Linked DNA regions of Homo sapiens: all the other regions are linked to region 1. Evidence: chromatin contacts called from ENCODE Hi-C or POLR2A ChIA-PET data. All regions are on one chromosome and are shown on one strand. The core of a region is the stretch at or near the end of the contact, and the rest is flanking DNA. Distances in the headings are between cores, read along the strand shown. Region 1 holds the start of HMGCL (3-hydroxy-3-methylglutaryl-CoA lyase). Region 2 holds the start of LUZP1 (leucine zipper protein 1). Region 3 overlaps STPG1 (sperm tail PG-rich repeat containing 1). Region 4 holds the start of RCAN3AS (RCAN3 antisense RNA). Region 5 overlaps RCAN3 (RCAN family member 3).

The links. A loop is a pair of places that touch in the nucleus more often than their neighbours do. ChIA-PET counts read pairs that join two places held with the same protein, here RNA polymerase II (POLR2A). Pooled maps may share reads with other maps.
Region 2: a pooled map shows a loop between it and region 1 (4-fold over the local background). The contact joins the promoter of LUZP1 here to the promoter of HMGCL in region 1. A Hi-C loop is called at or near these places in 1 of 50 pooled maps. POLR2A ChIA-PET finds 5 or more read pairs at or near these places in 2 of 52 experiments (A673 and AG04450).
Region 3: a loop to region 1 is called in a pooled map, with 5 times the contacts of the local background. The contact joins the enhancer-like site here to the promoter of HMGCL in region 1. A Hi-C loop is called at or near these places in 2 of 37 single-sample maps with no recorded cell type and 4 of 50 pooled maps. POLR2A ChIA-PET finds 5 or more read pairs at or near these places in 1 of 52 experiments (activated T-cell).
Region 4: a loop to region 1 is called in a pooled map, with 2.7 times the contacts of the local background. The contact joins the promoter of RCAN3AS here to the promoter of HMGCL in region 1. A Hi-C loop is called at or near these places in 2 of 50 pooled maps. POLR2A ChIA-PET finds 5 or more read pairs at or near these places in 3 of 52 experiments (OCI-LY7, activated T-cell and activated naive CD8-positive, alpha-beta T cell).
Region 5: a loop to region 1 is called in a pooled map, with 8 times the contacts of the local background. The contact joins the enhancer-like site here to the promoter of HMGCL in region 1. A Hi-C loop is called at or near these places in 1 of 37 single-sample maps with no recorded cell type and 4 of 50 pooled maps. POLR2A ChIA-PET finds 5 or more read pairs at or near these places in 2 of 52 experiments (OCI-LY7 and activated naive CD8-positive, alpha-beta T cell).

The regions. Positions count from the first base shown.
Region 1 is chr1:23,823,181-23,826,882 of GRCh38, reverse strand. It overlaps HMGCL (3-hydroxy-3-methylglutaryl-CoA lyase), which reads left to right and starts at 1,454. Exons shown (of 9, transcript NM_000191.3): 1 at 1,454-1,527. The coding sequence starts at 1,468. LOC105376861 (a long non-coding RNA gene) reads left to right here. Exons shown (of 3, transcript XR_947068.2): 2 at 700-799; 3 at 1,295-1,343. RefSeq lists an enhancer at 585-1,453.
Region 2 is chr1:23,167,051-23,170,691 of GRCh38, reverse strand. It overlaps LUZP1 (leucine zipper protein 1), which reads left to right and starts at 1,836. Exons shown (of 4, transcript NM_001395462.2): 1 at 1,836-1,926. RefSeq lists enhancers at 942-991, 2,067-2,598, 2,599-3,130 and silencers at 1,637-1,696, 2,688-2,827.
Region 3 is chr1:24,390,846-24,394,804 of GRCh38, reverse strand. It overlaps STPG1 (sperm tail PG-rich repeat containing 1), which reads left to right. Exons shown (of 9, transcript NM_001199013.2): 3 at 3,126-3,244. Among named protein-coding and RNA genes, the nearest start is that of STPG1, 21 kb to the left of the region's middle. RefSeq lists an enhancer at 2,498-2,747. Within about 2 kb of position 2,709, at least 32 of the 41 ENCODE cell types and tissues checked have a DNase peak (open chromatin) inside an H3K27ac peak, as active enhancers do.
Region 4 is chr1:24,499,765-24,503,809 of GRCh38, reverse strand. RCAN3AS (RCAN3 antisense RNA) reads left to right here and starts at 1,428. Exons shown (of 2, transcript NR_144360.1): 1 at 1,428-1,462. It overlaps RCAN3 (RCAN family member 3), which reads right to left and starts at 974. Exons shown (of 5, transcript NM_013441.4): 1 at 660-974. RefSeq lists silencers at 632-1,131, 1,413-1,585 and an enhancer at 2,189-2,288.
Region 5 is chr1:24,534,467-24,538,200 of GRCh38, reverse strand. RCAN3 (RCAN family member 3) reads right to left here. Exons shown (of 5, transcript NM_013441.4): 5 at 1-3,108. The coding sequence ends at 2,924. Among named protein-coding and RNA genes, the nearest start is that of NCMAP-DT, 20 kb to the left of the region's middle. RefSeq lists enhancers at 1,653-1,742, 1,569-2,218, 2,219-2,870, 2,845-2,904, 3,521-3,734. Within about 2 kb of position 1,525, at least 14 of the 41 ENCODE cell types and tissues checked have a DNase peak (open chromatin) inside an H3K27ac peak, as active enhancers do; they include OCI-LY7, where a contact is called at or near this core.

The DNA of each region.
Region 1 (3,702 bases), core at 205-2,704:
CAGTGAGCCGAGATCACGCCACCGCACTCCAGCCTGGGCAACACAGTGAGACTTCGTCTTAATAAATAAATATAGATGGATAGATAGATAGATAGATAGATAGATAGATAGATAGATGATAGATAGATAAAATTCTAGTTCTTTGTTTTAAATAAAGTTTGTACCCACTAAATTGATACTGTGACCAATTAGTGGGGTACAACATACAGTTTGAAAACAGTGCTCTGGCCGGGGGCGGTGGCTCTCGCCTGTAATCCCAGCATTTTGGGAGGCCAAGGCGGGCGGATCACCTGAGGTCAGGAATTTGAGACCAGCCTGGCCAACACGGTGAAACCTCGTTTCTACTAAAAACACTAAAATTAGCCAGGCGTGGTGGTGCACACCTGTAATCCCAGCTACTCGGGAGACTGAGGCACGAGACTCTCTTGAACTCGGGAGGCGGAGGTTGCAGTGAGCCGAAATCGCGCCACTGCACTCCAACCTGGGTGACAGAGTGAGACTCCATCTCAAACAAACAAAACAAACCAACAAAACAAAAGAGAGAAAAACAGTGTTCTCAGCATTTTCTTTGCCTCAGGGCCATTGCGAATGCTACACCGTCTGGAAAGTTTTTCTTGTATCCTCTTCACCTGGATAGATTTTTTTTTTTTTCAGCCCTTCAGAAAGTACACCTAGATAAATCTTAATCATTTTTTTAAGGTATGAAATCTAAGGATGCCCCCTCTCTGGAGCTGCCTGCCTGTGTTTGAATCCTGAAGATCGTGATGCGTGAGTTAATCCGTGCTAAGAACTCGGAACAGTGAGTAGCAAATCGTTGCTTCTTATAGTGCAAGTTAGAAATGACACAACTGTTTGTGTAACTATTAATATGTGTCTCCTCACACCTCCCACACTCTAAACACAAGAAGCCACAGAATTTGGTTAATTTCTTTTCATGTTTTTGTTTGTTTGGTTTTGGGTTTTTTGTTTTGGACAGGCTCTCACTGTGTCGCCCAGGCTGGAGTGCAGTGGCACGATCTCCGCTCGCTGCAACCTCGCCTCCCGGGTTCAAACAATTCTCCTGCCTCAGCTTCCCAAGTAGCTGGGATTACAGGCGCCCACCACCACGCCCGGCTTTTTTTTTTTTTTTTTTTTTTTTTTTTTTTTTTTGGATTTTTTGGAGAGACGGGGGTTTCGCCATGTTAGCCAGGCTGGTCTCGAATTCCTGACCTCAGGTGATCTACCCGCCTCGGTCTCCCAAAGTGCTAGGATTACATGGTGTCCAGGCTGATTCTGTTCATCTTTATATTCCTAGCGTCTCACTTGGCCTGGCATGGAAGAGGCGCTCGGAATCAAAACGGAGAGAGGCTGGGGGTGGAGCCAGCTTCGGAAGTCACGGCGGAGGGGCGGGGGCGGGGCCGCGCCCACCAGACGAGCCATCGGTCACGCGGGGCCCAGCTGGACTGCCGCGGGGGATTCTGGGCCAAGATGGCAGCAATGAGGAAGGCGCTTCCGCGGCGACTGGTGGGCTTGGCGTCCCTCCGGGCTGTAAGTGCCCCGAGCCGCCGAGGCGGCGGCCCTGCAGGCACTCTGACTGTCAGGGTTGGGGGCTTGGCCCGTGGTGACTGCTCTCTTAGAGGCGAGGCCGGACAGCTCTCAGGCCAGAGTCGGGAGGGCGTTGGAGTCCTGGACCCTCCCTTTTCCCCTCAAATCCTTTGAAGGGGATGGGAAAACTGAGGTCCGGAGAGGTGGAGTGACTTGTCTGGGTCATGGAGACCTGGGACGCCATCCTAGGTGCCCTGATTCCCCGCCCAGGGCCCTTTCCGATGACCCTGGCCCCTTTCTCCCTCTAATTGAACTTCAGACCTCTCCAACTCTTCATTAGTGAAAATCAAGAACACGCTTCCATTTCCTTCGTCTCCATTTCCAACTGTTGTTGCTTTTAGAGATGCTTGGGGAACTATCCCAGCCTACCGAGCGGGACTTGCGTTGATTGGAGCCAAGCTGTGATTCCCTTGGAATTGCACTTTGATCCTGTTCGATCCTGATGTTTTCCCCTCTCCCATTCTCAGCGCAGAAAAAGTGTGGGAGACGTAGCTGTATGGAGCAGAAAAAATAAAAGCTGAAGCTAGGGTGTCCCAATAGTTCTGCCACTTTCTAGACTTAATGACATAGTTATTTACTTTCTCTAAACCTCAGCTCTTTCGTCTGTAAAACGGACAACATTCCCTTGGGGTTGTTTTGGAAATTAGAGAAAATGTAAGTAACACATCTGGCAGTGTTCTGGCTCCTAATAAGTGATCAGTCGGTGGTGGTATTTTTACCTTAGGGAGTTGAGAAGGAGTTATAACTGTATAGAGGGAAAAATACACTCCTGGCACTGGGTCCCTCTCAGAAAGCCACGTTAATATCTTTACTTGGCCATTCACCTGCACCACCTGCTCATGTGTAAAATGAAGATGGCAATTCCAACTTGGAAAGTTAAACGCAATAGTAGATATTAATAAGCTTTTAAGAAATATTTGGTGTAATGAGATGGCCCTCCATGGGGTTCCAAGCATAGGAACCAGTATTAGTATTAGGCCTAGATATGGGTTCAAGTCCAAGCTCTGTCACTTTCTAATTGTGATTTTTGGGTAACCTTTCTGAGGCTTAGTTTCTTCACCTACGGAGTTGGGATAATAATAGTCCCTGGCCTGTAGTTTAACACTGGGTTTAGTCAGTATTCGCTGTTGGTGTTGATGCAGGTACACCATACCTCAGGACACTGTGGCACAGTACTTGTGTGGTTAGGGGGACCCTCTCTGAGCAGAGCTTTACAGAGGAGGAACGGGATGTTTAACCAGGAGAAGACTGTGGACCGAACGAACGGTGGTAAAGAGGCAACAGTGGCCCAGAGGTTAGGAGCTTGTGCTCTAGAGCCACACTGCCAGGTTTAGATATTGCCTCAGTGAGTAACTCCCCATGTCACCTCGGGAAGATTACTTAATCTCTTTGGGTCTCAGATTTCTTTTCTTTTCTTTCTTTTTTTTTTTCCTGAGACGGTGTCTTGCTCTGTCATCTGTCACCCAGACTGGAGTGCAGTGGCTCAATCTCAGCTCACTGCAACCTCTGCCTCCCAGGTTCAAGCGATTCTTCTGCCTCAGCCTCCCAAGTGGGGCCTTAGATTTCTTACAGTAAAATGGGGATGATGATAGTTCCTACCTGATAAGATTGTTGAGAGGACAGTATGGGTTAATATGTAAATGGCTCACCAGGCGTGGTGGCTCATGCCTATAATCCTAGCACTTTGGGAGGCTGAGGTGGGTGGATCACTTGAGGTCGGGAGTTCGGGACCAGCCTGGCCAACCTGGTGAAATCCTGTCTCTACTAAAATACAAAAAATTAGCCAGGTGTGGTGGTGCGCACCTGTAGTCCCAGCTACTCGGGAGGCTGAGGCAGGAGAATCACTTGAACCTGGGAGGTGAAGGTTGCAGTGAGCCAAGATCGCGCCACTGCTCTCCAGCCTGGAGACAGAATGAGACTGTATCTCAAATAAATAAATAAATAAATAAATATGTAAATGGCTCTTGTATGTGCCTGGCAAATATTAAGTGTTTAAAAACTGAATTATTATGTGAAGAGCTGTTACGGGGAAGGAAGGAAGTGGAATTGAGTTTATAATGTTCTAATAAAAGCAGCTTGGAAGCAGGTTTTAGAAGCTTTTTTTTTTTTTTTTTTTTT
Region 2 (3,641 bases), core at 587-3,086, 660 kb after region 1:
AGTTCGAGACCAGCGTGGCCAACATGGTGAAACACCGTCTCTACTAAAAATACAAAAATTAGCCAGGTGTGGTGGCAAGTGCCGGTAATCCCAGCTACTTGGGAGGCTGAGGCAGGAGAATCTCTTGAACCTGGAAGGCAGAGGTTGCAGTGAACTGAGATCGTGCCACTGCACTCCAGCCTGGGCGACAAGAGAGAAAATTCGTCTCAAAAAAAAAAAAAAAAAAAAAGAAAGAAAAAGAAAATAAGAATGACAATCATATTGTTCATATTGTTTGTGGAACACTGTGCCTGATGTTTTCCATACAGTATCTTAGGTAATTTTAAAACAAACACCACAAGACTATATTATTATCCCCATTTTATAGATGAGAAGACAGGCTCAGAGATGGCTATTATGACCCCAGAACATATGATCCCAGGGTTTTCTGGCATCAGAGCTTGAGCTCCACAAACATGTGTGGGTTCTGACCTCCAGGAAGTGCTAAGAAACAAATGGGAGGTCAGTTCTTTATAAGTTGTAGTGTTCATGCCCACGTGAGGGTTAAACACAATGTTATTGGTTATTCAGAACAGGGAGGATTGCTTTCTGGCTGGGAGAAGCTGGGAGGTGAGACAGCAGGGGAAGAGCTTCAGCAAAGGGTCAAATGTGGGAAAGCAGTGGGTGTGCTAAGAGAAGTTTGGATAAACTTTGTGTGTGTGTGTGTGTGTGTGTGTGTGTAAAGGTAGGAAGTGATCATACCAGGCCAGGGCTTTGGCCTTTATTCCATAGGCAATAAAGAGCTTACACAAGAGATGTCTCAAGAGACCAACCATGCTGCTGTAGTCAGAGAGGAAGCAGCCCTCAGCCCATCTGTGTCCTGGCTTGTGAATGCTGCTGCGTGCCAGCGTGTGGGAGGGCATCCGCAGCGAGAGCAGTCTCTGGCTGTGTCCTGTACTATGCTGGGTGTGGGTCTTGGGCTGTCTTTGAAGCCTTCCTCCTGGCTTCTCAGGGCACTAGGTGCCTTTTAGATAGTAGACTTAAAGGAAGTATGTCATAGAAGTATGGGAGGGGATTTTGAGATCATCTGGTTATTCCCCCTTCCCATTTTAAAGAAGATGAAAATCGGGAACATAGATGGGAAAGTACTTGTCTAGCATCACACAAAGAATTAATAGCACAGTGGGGGACGGGAACCCATGCCTCCCGAGTCTGAGCTGAGTTCCTTCTCTGCATTTGCAGAGTAATAGAAATAGGATTTGTTGAGTGATTATTCCATATCAGGTTCTAGGCTAAGCACCTTTCCATTGATTATCTCATTTAATCCTCACAACCCTACTGAGAGTGTCCCGCTTTTTTCTTTTTCTTTTGAGACAGGGTCTCACTCTGTCACCCACGCCGGAGTGCAGTGGCACGATCACGGCTCACTGCAGCCTCGACCTCCCTCGGCTCAAGCGATCCTCCTACTTTAGCTTACCGGCGGGCGCCACCACTCCCGGCTAATTTTTGTATTTTTTATAGAGATGGGGTTTCGCCATGTTGCCCAGGCTGGTCTCGAACTTCTGAGTTTAAGCGATCCGTCCGCCTCAGCCTCCCAAAGTTCTGGGATTACAGACTTGAGCCACCACGCGGGCCGAAAGTGTCCCTCCTGAAATCGAGAAGTCTTGTCTTCCATTTCGATTTCCCAGGGCGCCTAGCACAGGACCCAGCTACGGAGGCAATAAAAACTTGGTGGAGTCTAAGTCCTGGGAAGGGAAAAAAAGGACGGAGGGGGCGGGGCCTACAGACAACCCCGCCCATCACAAAGACCCCGCCTTCCAGAACGCTGACGTCACAATTTGGCCCCGCCCCTCATTGTCAGTCCCGCGGAGCCAGAGGAGGCGCCGGTCGCTGGCAGCTGAGCGGCGGAACCCTTCGCTGGCGGGAGCGCGGTTCGGGGCCGCAGAGGTGAGGGTCCGTGAGGCGGCGGCGGCGGGAGCGCGGCGCGGGGAGGGGAGGGCGGCGGGGTTGGGAGGCCGGTCCCGGGTGAGGTCGGGGCACCCGCGGCCACGGGGCAGAAGAAACCGCGGGCGCAGCCGAGGAGAGATGGGGTGTGGAGTTGGGGGAGAGTTGGAATGGATTTTGGAGGAAGGGCTCAGGAGGAGACCTTTTGGGGCGAGACCCAGCACATGTTTGTGGAGTTGGAGGAAGAGACTCTGAGGAGATTTTTCCTCGGGAGGGGGAGGGAAGGTTCTGAGGAGACTTCTTGGTGGGAGCGAGACTCTGAGGAGAAATGTTTGGGGCAGAGACGCGGAGGAGACATTTTCGAGGGGGCGGCGAAGAGTTTCGGGGGTAGAGTTTGGGGTTGGGGGAGGGGGCGCGGGCCGACAGGGGCGGGGGGCGACGAGGCGGCCGTGGAGGGGGCTGCGCGGGGCCCGGCGGGCACCGGAGGAAGGAAGTGATCAGACAGGAAGGGCCCGGGAGCTGCAGCAGCAGGAGGAGGAGGGCGGTTTGGGAGCGCGTCGGGCCGGCGTGCGGGGCCAGCTGCGGGCGCGGGGCGCGGGCCGCGGGCCGGGCGGGGAGGGGTCCCGCGGCCGCCGCAGCTGTCGGCCGCGCCGGCCCGCGTCCCGGGCGCTCTGCTGGTCTCGCAGCCAGACCGCTGGGCCGGGAAGGAATTCGAGGCATTCGCTTTGTTTAAGTTGCCAGTAGACAGTCCTTAGGACTAATTAATGGTGGAATCTGCAGGGGGACGCCGGCGAGCGGGGCCGGGGCCTCCCCCCGCCCGCCGCGGTGAACTTTCCGCAGCGCGGGGCCCGCCTCCCGGCGCACCCCCGGCCCCCGCCCAGCCGCCCGGGCAGGGAAGGAGCCATGGCTTCCCGGAGCGCAGGAATGAAGTGCGGTTTCTGGGGCTGGTGGCCTCTGGCTGCGGAGCCTGCCTGCAGGGAACCTGGCGACCCGCAGCGGCCGCGCTGGGGCTTCGGAGCCCGGTTTAGAGCTCTTGGAGGTGGCTGCGGTTTCTGTGCATAACCTTGGAGGAGCCTCTGTGAGCCGAGAAAGACCATCTTGCTTTGGAGCATCTGTTTCTTCATCGCGTCAACCCCTTTCCTAACACTGCAGAGCTTGTTGTGGCTTGTTTCGGGAATGCCGAGGCCAGTGCTCACCCTTGCGGGTGGGAGAGGGGAAGAGAGTAGGCACCCCCAAAACCCCTGTAGTGTGATTTCCAGAAGGCCAGACTGCCTGCAGCTCCACCGTCGCACCTTCACTGACTTGAATGACCTTGGGAGAAGGATTGCGCTGCTGAGCCCTTGGTGCCTTATCTGTCGTTGGAGGAGAAAATACTCTCTGGACCTCCCTGCCTTTTGGGGATGTTTTGAGGGGTGGGGTTTGCTCAGGGTATTTCTTTTACAGACGGCTGCAGTTCTGGCCTAAGGAGCTGGACTGGTGTCAGAGCCGGGAGAATTCAGATCACCTAATAAGATTTGACTACCTCAAATTAGGGAGGGAGGGGTTTGGATTTTAGGAGGACATTTCTTTTTGGGGAATCTGGAAGGTGTGTTCCAGATTGCCTTCTGTCACCTTGTTTGCAACTTTGGTAGTATTCATGTGGTTAAATTGAATTACCCCCATAGAAAATTCTTCTTTTGTCAGAAATAATTGTTTTGCTCAGAATTCCCCTGGGGGCA
Region 3 (3,959 bases), core at 1,460-3,959, 570 kb before region 1:
TTTTCTTGTCCTTTTTCTGTTTTATTTTGTATAGTTTTATTTCTAGGTCTTCAAGTTTACTAATCTTTTTTTCCTCTAATGTCTAATTTGCTATTCATCTCATCTAGTGTATTTTTAATCTCAGACATTTAGTTTTCACATCTGGTAGTTCGATTTGGATCTTGTCATTATATCTTCCATATCTACTTAATATGTTCAGTCTTTTCTCTGGCTTCTTGAACATATGAAATACAGTTAGTGCAGCAGTTATAATGTTCTTCTCCACTAATTCTATCATCTGTATCATTTCTGAGTTGGTTTTGATCATTTATTTTCTCCCCACTTTGAAGTATATTTTTCCTTCTTCCTCCTATTAATTTTTTATCAATGCCAGGTATTTTGAATTTTACCTCTTAGGTGCTATTTTTGTAGTCCCATAAATATTCTTGTGCTTTGTTCTGAGATGCAGTTAAATTATTTGGAGACAGTTTGATCTTTTCAGGTCCTGCTTTAAAGCTTTGTTAGCTGGAACCAGAGCAGTATTTAGTCTAGGGGTAATTTTGCCCCATTTCTGAGGCGAAACCCTCCTGCATACTCTATGTTCCATGAATTATGAGGTTTTCCCGCTGTGACTCATGAAAACAGGAGCTATTCCCGGCCCTGTGGAAGCCTCAGGGATTGCTCACTTGAATTCTGCCAGGCGGTTCCTTCTCCAGCCCTGGGTAGTTTTCTCATGCCATGTGTTGGTCAATACCCAGGAACTTACTCAGGGGACCCCGTTGCAGAGCTCCATAGCTCTCCATCTGGGTAGCTCTCTCTTCTCTGGTACTCTGCTCTGTGAACTTAGCTGTCTTGGTCTTTCTGGACTCCCAGATCTATTTCCTCAACTCAGGAAGACCACGGGGCTCCATCTGGATCCCTTCTTCCTGTGCTGTGGTCTTGAGATTTTCTCCTGGCAGAAAGCTGGGGACCATCTTATTGCCAACCTCATTTACTTTGCTTCTCTCAGGGATCCCTGTCCTTTGTTGCCTGATGTCCAGTATCTTGATTGCTTTATATATCTTGCCCATTTTTAACTTTTTTTTTCCAGCTGGGAGGGCAAATCTAGTCCTGTTTTGGTAAGAAATAGGAGTTCAGTCATCCAGAGTGTTTTTCAAAAATTCTACTTTTTAAATTGTTTCATCAAGAGGGCTGCTCTGACACATGCATTTCTGTTATAGCCAGAAGCCTTGGATCTCCTTTCCAGTCAGGCAGAAACCTCTCCTTTCCCCAGGAGAATGTCCTTCCTTTAACCTTTTTTAAATAACTCTCTTTTTACTGCCTCCTCTGCACACTCTCTTAGCTGTTCTATAGGCTTAGGCTTTTAGAAACAAAAGCCAGGAAGTCTTGCAGCTGCTTCTGCCTTTTGATTTGCTGTATAGCTCTCTTAAAGCAAACAAACCAAAAACATAGCCATTCATCTACTTAAATGGGGAGGGGAGGAGAAGAATACATTTACTGTATATTGGTATCCCCAAATATTTTCTACTTAAACACGTATTCAGCTCCTTTTACTTGCTTCATCCTCCACCCAGGCAGATTAGGCTTCAGTGTCCCTCTCCCCATCGTGTTTATTGAGCACTTACTAGAGGCCAGCTCAGGAAGAGGAAGCACAGCTCAGAGCTCAAGAGCCTGGACTCATTAGGCAAATCATGTTCACACCCTACCTGTTCCGCTTAAGTGCTGGGTGATTCGGATGAGTAACTTAATCCCTCTAAGCCTCAGTTTCCTCAACTGTGAAGCTGGTTCATGATTGTACCCCTTGAGGGGTCCCTGTTGTCTTCAGGCTTCCTGCTCTGAAAAGGAGTATTGTTTTTTAAAAAAATTCAGAGATGAAGAAATGAGCCTTACTGATAGTTTCCATACAAACCACCCTCTGTCATGGCTAACACATACTTTCTTCTTTCCTTCTCTTGACTGTTTTTTTTCCCCCATTTCTGCGCGTATTTCCTCTCTGAAGGTTAGGATTCTGATGTTAAAATAATTTGGCTTACTGTTGTGAACAGCCTACAGAGTCAGGATGCACCCCCCCACCCAAAATTTGGTTTGGATGTCAAGACTTACGGTGCCACACACACGCTCATGAAGAGTGTAGGAAAAGGCTTATCACCCACATAGTGAGGCCTTCTGAGGACAGCAGCACAGCCTTCCTAACCTGATCCAATAATGGCTTGAGAGAGCAGGGAAAGGAGCCTGGCTTGGGGGTTTTCTTATGGTTGGAAAGCGAGGCTGGACTGAGGGCAGGGGTCTGCGTGGTTTGAACTTCCAGCTGGTGCCACAGGAGGGAGCTCTGGGCTTTCTCATCCGCTTGCCCAGTGGTAGGGCAGAAGGGAATGAGGGAGTGGTGAAGCTGAAGAGCTATCAGCCATCAAACATCAAAAAACTGGAGTCAGAGTCCATTACACTTACAGGTTAGAGTCTATAATCAACCTGCTATGCAGACAGATGCTGCCAAGTTCTAGCAGTTGTGGAAGTCTCAGCAGGAGGGGAGTTTATACATCAGACATGCATGTATACATCGCAGCCTAGACAAAGGAACTTTTAACTTCAGTTTCTATAGATGATCCCTTTCTGCTTTTTAACCCCATGTCTGCTCAAAACAGAAACGAAAACTTACACCTGTCTTGCACAGTGCCCTGAAAAGTGAGAGCCAGCCCCAGGCTGGGATTTCCCTAACCTCTTTGGATTTTAACGGCCTAATGCTGGTGTCTGAATCTAGGCCAAGGAGCAGTGAGGACGCTTCCTCTGTCCTGACCGCGCCTCGTCCAGGCTGCTCCCAGAATAGTTTTGCTGTCTCCTTCCTGCCTGGCAAGAATGTCTTTACTATCATCTCCTTCCTTTTCTCCGGGACAGCCTGTTTAAGGTACTTTATGTGACCACATCTCACTAATTTAAGAGCTGGAGGGGGGAAGTCCGATAAATTGCCGAGAGGGAAAGAAAGTGGGGAATTTTTTTTTTAATCCGGTTTCGTGTCTGTTTCCTGTCAAAAGGCAAGTTTCTCTTCTCTACCATTTAAAATAAAACTTTAATATACACCTTTGTGTTTTCCACATTTGTCAATCATTGTTTTGTATTCATTTTGATTTTACTCCATTTTTGTTGTTTAGGTTTTACTGCTGCATATCCAACACAATCCTCCATTCCTTTTAAATCTCAAGCTTCAGTAATCCCAGAATCAGAAAAAAAAGGATTCAATAGTCAAGCCAAGAGATTTCCTCATAAGAAGGTAATGACGTTGTCTCAGGGGTTCTTTCGTTTTAGTCTGGATTTTAGCCTTGCGGGACAGGCACGTTCTGTCTGGCTGCTGTGTCTTTCTGTGGACAGTGGAGGGCAGTGTGCTCCCAGGAGCCGCGGCACCAGCTCCACTGAGGGGCACCGACTGGACTAACTGTAAGAACGAGCCTGAAAAATGGGACATCCAGGGAAAAACAACTGTGTCTGGATTTATGGCGCCAAAAATATTGAACTGGACCAAAACTATTTTAAGAAAACAATATATTTTAAAAATCATCATAAAGCTAAAAAATTGCAAAAATTCCCAAGTGTTATCAATTAAGTAAAAGATTAAAAAAAAATCTTCCCCATCCTTGTGAGAGGAAATCACATGACTTCAAATAACACAAGAGGAAAAGAAGAGTCGAATACATCTAGAATTACCTTTGGAGGGCCGGGCACGGTGGCTTATGCCTGTAATCCCAGCACTTTGGGAAGCTGAGGTGGGAGAATTAATTGCTTGAGCCAGGAGTTTCAGATCAGCCCAGGCAACATAGCAAAACCCAATCTCTACAAGAAAAGAAAAGAAAAGAAAAAAGTACAAAAATTAGCTTGGCATAGTGGTGTGTGCCTGTAGACCCAGCTACTCAAGAGGCTGAGGAAGGAGGATCACCTGAACCGAGGAGGTCGAGGCTGCATTGAACCAAGATAGCGCAACTGTACCCTAG
Region 4 (4,045 bases), core at 179-2,678, 680 kb before region 1:
TTTTTGGCTTTCAGCACTACAGGAAAACATCACTTTAAATAATCCTTGTTTGTATCTGAAACACGGATCTGGATTGCTTCCTACACTAGAATCCTAATCTCTAAAGGAGATGATCAGATTTTGCACGGAAGCTAGAAGAATCAACCTGGAACAGATCACTCCTGCCCTACCTGTCCAGGCGGCGGACAGAAGCAGACAGACAAGTTTCAAGAAGTTAGGGAGTCACTAATGCGATGGTGATCCACGCACCGTGGGGGAAGCGGGGCAAGGGAGAAAGACAGGGGGCTTCCACCTTCCAGGCGCCCCTACACCGCTCCTGCCTTCACAGGCAGGCTGGGCCTGTCGGCTTTTCAAAAGGTCAAACACACTTGGTGGGAGAAAATCGTTGGTGGAGAAGACAAAACATTTTTGTTTTGTTTTCCGGGACACCACCCTCGAGGCTGCCAGACTAGACCCCGCGCGCGAGAAGGGTGCGGCGGGAGGCGAGGTCGCGGGAGGCGAGGTCGCGCGCGGTAGCATCTCCCGGTCCCGCGGCTCGGAGTGCCCACCCCTCCCGGACTTCTCGGGGCGGCTTTTTTTTTTTTTTTTTTTTTTTTAACTTTTCATGCACCACCCCCCCCACCCGCCCCGCCCCGCCCCGCCCCGCGCTGGGTGCAAACCTGCTGGAGAGGCCGGGCGCCGTGGGGCCTCACCTGCACGCCCCGCCGCCGCAGGACGGGAGCCGGGAGGGCAGCGGACGGGCCCGGGCTGCCCGACGGGGCTGCGGGGAGCCGGACGGCGCGAGCTGCGGGGCCTCTGGGAGCCTGGTGGGCGGCGGGCGGGGCCGAAGGCAGAGCCGGGAGCCGCCTGCAGCAGCAGCCTCGCCGCCACGCCCTCGACGCCGGCGAGAGCGGCCCCCTGGGCTGGGACTAGGGCGGTGTCCCGGCTGAGCTAGGCTGCCGGCGCCGCGCGCCCGCCTCGTCCCCTCCTGTTCTGGCAGGGCGCGCGCACGGCGGCGCAGGCGCCAGAGCCCAGGACAAGGCGGGGACCCGGGCGGGGACCGGGGCGGGGGCGCGCGGGGGCCGGGGTGGGGGTGTCTCGCCGCGCGCGCCCTCCTCCCGCTCCTCCGGGTTCCTGGTCCCCAGCCTGTGGGGGGCTTGGGCTGTAGCGCTGGGGCGGGGGCTTTAGATCACCCCGAAAACAGGACCTCTGGCGACCTTCTCGTTTTCCACCGGGAGCGGAGAGAGCCGATCTCCTTTTCCTGCTAGCCCCGTAGGACAGTCCCCGGAGCAGCTCATAGGAATATGACGAACGTTTACTCAGGGCTGGTTACTATGTACACTGCGCCCCGCGCGCGGCGAGTTTACCTCGGTTCACCTCCCGGCAACCGGCGGCCCGGATATTATCAGATGCTGTGGGCTTCCCGGCGCCTCATTGCCCGAGGAGAGGCGGCCGCAGGTAGCTGAGCTGGAGCTAGCACAAGGTGTGGGACGGCACAGGCTGGGTCCCGCCCTGGCGGGTACAACCCTCTTCCCCTTACCCACTCCTTCCCCTCCCCTCCCATCCCCTCCCCTCCTCTCCTCCCCACTCGTGCTCTTCTCCCTCCTCCCGCTCTCCCTCCTCCTCTTACTCCTCTTCACCCTATGCCCTATCTACCGTTGTCATACAATCCACATGTTTAATGCTTTCTTTTTCGTGTAAAAACCCTTCCACGCAGTCTTGCTTGTCTCCGACGCCTTAGGAGACCATGGGACATGATTACAACTATTACGCAAAGGGAAGAGCCGGGGTCTAAGCTGTTGAGCGAGTTTCAGTGATAGGACCGAGGCTTACATTGGCAGGTATTATTACCACCAATAACAACTATGATGACAAAGCTCCTGAGCCCAACTTGGAAGGCAGCTGGTGTCTCTTCCCTTAGCCGGCAGAGAAGGAAGCAGGGTCACACAGCAGGGAAAATAACTGGGCTCATCTCCCACCTACAAGGACGCGCAGTCACGCAGTGGTGCGCACCCGTAGTCCCAGCTAACTCAGGAGGCAGAGGTGGGAGGATCGGTTGAGGCCAGGAGTCTGAGACCAGCCTGGACAGCATAGCAAGACTCCGTCTCAAAAAAAAAAAAAAAAAGGAATGTGCAGTTAGAAGAAAATCAGCTCTCATTACCCACTCAAGACCTTTCAGAGGCAAAGTGAGGCACAGTGAAGCTTAACATCAAAGGCACTCAGCGCCTGCATCATGGGGCAGGAAGATGGACTAAAATGTGTACAGCACATCTAATCCCTGTTAGATGTAAACTAAGAAATCAGGGTTGGATTATGACCCCAAGGGCTCCCCAGCAGTTGAGCCCAGCATAGTCACCGAGGTATGTCCAGCAGATCGCCCCTCCTACTTCCTGCTTGCTGCTTCTGTGGTTCCTGCTGCCTCCAACCGTGCTGCTCCTGCTCCCCATCTTGTCTTAAACTAAGTTCTTCACTTTCATTCGTTTAACTAATATTGATGGCAAGCTGCTTCTTTTGTCAAGGTCACTCTAAGGACTATAGTAATTATTTTTTCTCTAAATTCCTCTAACACAGCAACTTTTGCAAAAATTGAGGGTTGTTTTTTTTTTTTTTTTTGGTGTTTTTTTGTTTGTTTTGAGATGGGTCTGCTCTGTTGCCTAGGTTGGAGTGCAGTGGCACAATCATAGCCTCAACCATCCAGGCTCAAGTGATCCTCCCATCTCAGCCTCCTGAGTAGTTGGGACTACAGGCACATGCCACCATGCCTGGCTAATTTTTCTACTTTTTGTAGAGACAAGGTTTCACAATGTTGCCCAGGCTGGTCTCAAACTCCTGAACTCAAGCAATCCTCCTGCCTTGGCTTCCCAGAGTGCTGGGATTATAGGCGTGAGCCATTGCACCTGGCCAAAAAATTGAGTTTTCACATCAAATGAGATTGGAAACAGCTGCATTCCATAGCCCTGCCTGGAGATGTCTGATGCACGTTCACACAAAAAAAATGGCCCTGAGAGATCCTAAGTCAAACAACCAGATTAGCTTAATTTAGTTTCCCTGAGGTATTAGGCCCTGTGTGGGTGTTGGGCTTGCAAGGGTAAGGTCCATAGAGATCTGCCACCTGAGGAGCTCACAGATGGGGGAGACAGTGATTGTGATACAGTTGTATTTGTGCACTGAGACATTTGCAAAGTGCTGACAAAGCAGAGGAAGAAGTGAGCAATCCTACATGATGGTTCAGGGAACGGGGTTCGCATTTTCCAGTATTATTCAAGATTCTCTTTTTTTCATGGAATACATCAATCAGACTGGGTTAAGCAGCAAATGGAATGCATTGACTCACATAATAGAAAAGTTTGGGGCTTCAGGCATGGCCGGATTCAGGGGCTTAAACTACGACATTAGGATTAAGTTTTTTCTCTCCATTTTTTTTTTTTTTTTTTGAGACGGAGTCTCGCTCTGTCGCCCAGGCTGGAGTGCAGTGGCGCGATCTCGGCTCACTGCAAGCTCCACCTCCCAGGTTCATGCTATTCTCCTGCTTCAGGCTCCCGAGTAGCTGGGACTACAGGCGCCCGCCACCACGCCCGGCTAATTTTTTGTATTTTTAGTAGAGATGGGGTTTCATCGTGTTAGCCAGGATGGTCTCGATCTCCTGACCTCGTGATCTGCCCACCTCGGCCTCCCAAAGTGCTGGGATTACAGGCGTGAGCCACCGCACCCGGCCTCCATTTCTTGACTCTATTTCCTGTTGACTTTGCGTTCTTAGGCTTCCTTTTCCCCATGAGATGGCAGAATGGCTGCTTACAATTTCAGATCACACCCTTTCCAGCAGAAAGGGAGTTTCTTTTCCCTGATGCTGTCAACAAAAGTCCCAGGACTACATCCCATTGGTCTAACTTGTGTTACCCGTGCATCACTAAACCACTCTCCTGAGAAGGGGCATGGAACATTCTGACAGCTCCTCACAAATCGCGTGGACTGAGATTTGGGGAGAGGTGGCTTCCTGTGCTAGATCATTTCTGTTGGCCCTTCCAGACCTACTCTCCACCCTTTTCCTTCCTGATTTGAACCTCAA
Region 5 (3,734 bases), core at 276-2,775, 710 kb before region 1:
TTAGTACCTTAAACCTCAGAGATGCTCACTGGAACACTTTTTACATGGATTTGTCTTTGGTTTCATCAGGTGAGTGTGCTACAAAAATCTAGAACCTAAGAGCCAATGCAGCGTCGGTTCTGTGACTATCCTTGTTAAGTGTTACGGTTTTCTAATCCTTCACAAATGTTTTTTTCCCAACACAAAGCACCATTATCTTTCCTCACAATTTTCAACATAGTTTGATTCCCATGAAGAGGTTATGATTTCTAAAGAAAACATGGCTACTATACTATCAATCAGGGTTAAATCTTTTTTTTTTGAGACGGAGTTTCGCTCTTGTTGCCGAGGCTGGAGTGCGATGGCGTGATCTCGGCTCACCGCAACCTCCGTCTCCCGGTTCAGGAAATTCTCCTGCCTCAGCCTCCCAAGTAGCTGGGATTACAGGCATGTGCCACCATGCCAGGCTAATTTTGTATTTTTTAAGTAGAGACAGGATTTCACCATGTTGGTCAGGCTGGTCTTGAACTCCTGACCTCAGGTGGATCCACCCACCTTGGCCTCCCAAAGTGCTGGGATTATGGTGTGAGCCACCACACCTGGTCCTATCAGGGTTAAATCCAAGTAATAACTCAATTTCAAAAAAATTGCAGAAAAGCCTATTAAAAGAAAAAAAAAACCATGAGACTTATCTCTTGTAAATTTGTTACATGAACTAGATATTAAACAGCCAAAAAAGGACAGCGATGATAGTATCTGTTAAGATCCTGGTTCATTTCACAATATGAAAAAGTTGATGGGTACTTAGTAGCTTTTTTAAAAAAATTCATTTTATTATATTATACTAGAAAAATGAAAATATTAATACTTTCCATTCAGAAAAGCTTAAATGACTCGTCTCTAATTTTGGTTTAAAGTTTTCTTCAATTTATTCAAGGCTCTCAAAAAAAAAATAGAAAAGCACTGTAATTTGCACTGCTTGACTGTAAAATGTTTTATGTGTTAGGAATAGAATATTCTTTAATGGGCAGGCAGAGAATGAAAGCCAAGCCAAATAACAAAATCTCATGGGTTTTGATCACTTAGAAAATTACAGTGAATCAATATTACCTAAAAGGAAATTCAAAAAATTCCCAATTGTTGATAATACATGTCTCCTGGCATACAGGGTCCATCTTGCAGTAAAAAATGGGCACAATGCTGAGTTCAGAACTGCAGAGTAAATTTATTGGGTGGTTGTCGGTTAAAATGACAAATGATGATCTGAATTCAATACATTAAATTGCTGATAGAATTGCAAATTTCAACTGAATTTACATTGAGGCCTAGCAGTGGTAGTTGGCTACAACTGGAACAGTTTATCACCTCAGGGTATTTGAGGGCAAGGAAGATACAGAAAAAAAAAAAATTAGGGGTATGCAACACAGTTTAAGTGCTCAGAAATAAATTTTACCACAGTGAGAACGAAACCACAATGACATGTTACTAACACTGTGCAGACGTCATGGTTGAATGCCTGCGTTCTGTTCCTTCCTGGTGGCAGCCGCCTTGGTTCATTAGTTCTCATGTTTGCAGCTCCTTCACATGCCCCGGAGCTTCCCAAGTGTGCCACTCAAAGGAAACAGCACAGTGAGTGGAGGCCAGCAGACCCACCCGGCCCAAAACAGAGCCTTCTCAGTTATGAGACTTTTCTACAGAAGGGACTTCAAAGTCTAAACAGACCAGAGAGAGTTAAAAAGATCCTGCTGCTTCTTAGGGAAGTTCAAAGGTACATTCTGACACCTAAGTGGGAAACAATTCTGTTTTAGGAAAAGTGCCAACTGCAATCCGGGTACAAAATTTCAACAAAAAGAAAAGTAAAACTGAATGATCTCCCCCTCATTCCCTAATTCATAGAAAAATAGTAGGTGTGACTTTTGTTTCAAAGCAAGCTGAAAAATGGTTAAATGGACAATTTACAAATGGTCTTCAGAAAACCTTATCATTACCTTTTCTAGTTGAAAGTCCATGAATGACATACATAAACGTACACATCATAGCCAAAAAACTCAAGAACTAGTGGTTAACAAGATACTGGAAAAGGTGAAGGATAAAAACTGGTGAATGAAGGTAGCTGGGTGGTCTACAGGCTAGAACACGGTCACGAACGGCAGAATGCAGTAGCCACCTGCGATCCTAATCATTCAAGCTTACTGGTGATACGTCCCACTTCTAAAGTGGCCGTCCTTCCTGGGCAGCCATGTCTGGAGGGCGCCACATCAGGAATGAGGGCCTGTGCATTGCTTTGTCCCAAATTCCAGATAAGAGCAACATGTGGGTGGATCTGTGTCGTAAGACTCATCCTCAAAGTGGATTTGGCATTTCTTCCCCAAAGCTAATTGAACAAATACTTGAGAACCATGATTTCTATGAATTATTCTGTATTTCTGGTTTCTTTTCCTGCAAAAAATTTCATGTATACTGAGTAACAACCTTTGATCGATTTATTAATTAGAAGCTATTTATACCAGTAGAAAAATACCCACAAACAATTAAAATTATAAGACTATTTTTAAATTCATAAAAATGGTACTGTACTGGGTGTGACTACATTTCCAGTTTTTGGTGTCTCATGTGATACAGAATCAGGAGGACTTACATGGCTGGAGGGGAGGGGAGCTGTTTTCCTAATTTGTTACTATTTAAAAATGGTTAAGGGTGGCCACATCTTGGGGGCTTCTCCTTTAATGTAAAGTCCCTTTTGGAATATCACTTAAAATCTGGGACAGGTCAAATCAGCTGCTACTCTACACGACCGTGTCTGCAGTACAGGCGTGGTGAGAAGACCTATACCTCACTCGGCAGAGTCTCACCTATGCTGTTCGCAGCAACGCATCGGCCGCAGGCACAGAGCGCCATGGCCAGAGCCCACCAGGGCAGCCGCCTCGCACCACAACCAAGGGCCTCACAGCGCGCAATCAAAGGTCTGGGGCTCATTCAACGCTGCGGTCGGAGGGTCGGGGCGCCTCGTCTGGGCAATTTTCTGTTTGGGGTTTTTTGTCTCTTCTTCCTCTTCAGTTTCACTTTCACAGACATGAACCACCACGCTGGGTGTCGACTCTGTTCCCGCGTGAAGTTCATATTTCTCTCCTGCAGAGGCAAACAAAATAACCATGACAAAAGCATCACTTCCAGCAAAAAGAACTCTTTTGTCCCTTGCAACTTTTTGTTCTACTCCTATTTTAATGGGTGATTCTTGTTCTTTAAATCTTTAAATACTATGTTAGAGTATTTTATCTTGTTTTGGTGTTAAAGATTTGATACTTTAAGGCTTGTATAAAATGTTGTTTCAGTACTGAAGTCTTGGGAGTTAAAATGCAAATGCTAATTATTGTTTTATGAATAATATGAGTTAATCTGTTTAATTAATTAATTTATTTATTTGAGATGGAGTCTCGCTCTGTCGGCAGGCTGGAGTGCAGTGGCACGATCTCGGCTCACTCCAACTTCTGCCTCCCAGGTTCAAGCGATTCTCCTGCCTTAGCCTCCCGAGTAGTTGGGACTACAGGTGTGTGCCACCACGCCCAGCTAATTTTTGTATTTTCAGTCGAGATGGTTTTTTTTTTTCTTTTTTTTGAGATGGAGTCTTGCTCTGTCGCCCAGGCTGGAGTGCAGTGGTGCGACCTCGGCTCACTGCAAGCTCCGCCTCCCGGGTTCACGCCATTCTCCTGCCTCAGCCTCCCGAGTAGCTGGGACTACAGGCGCCCGCTATCACG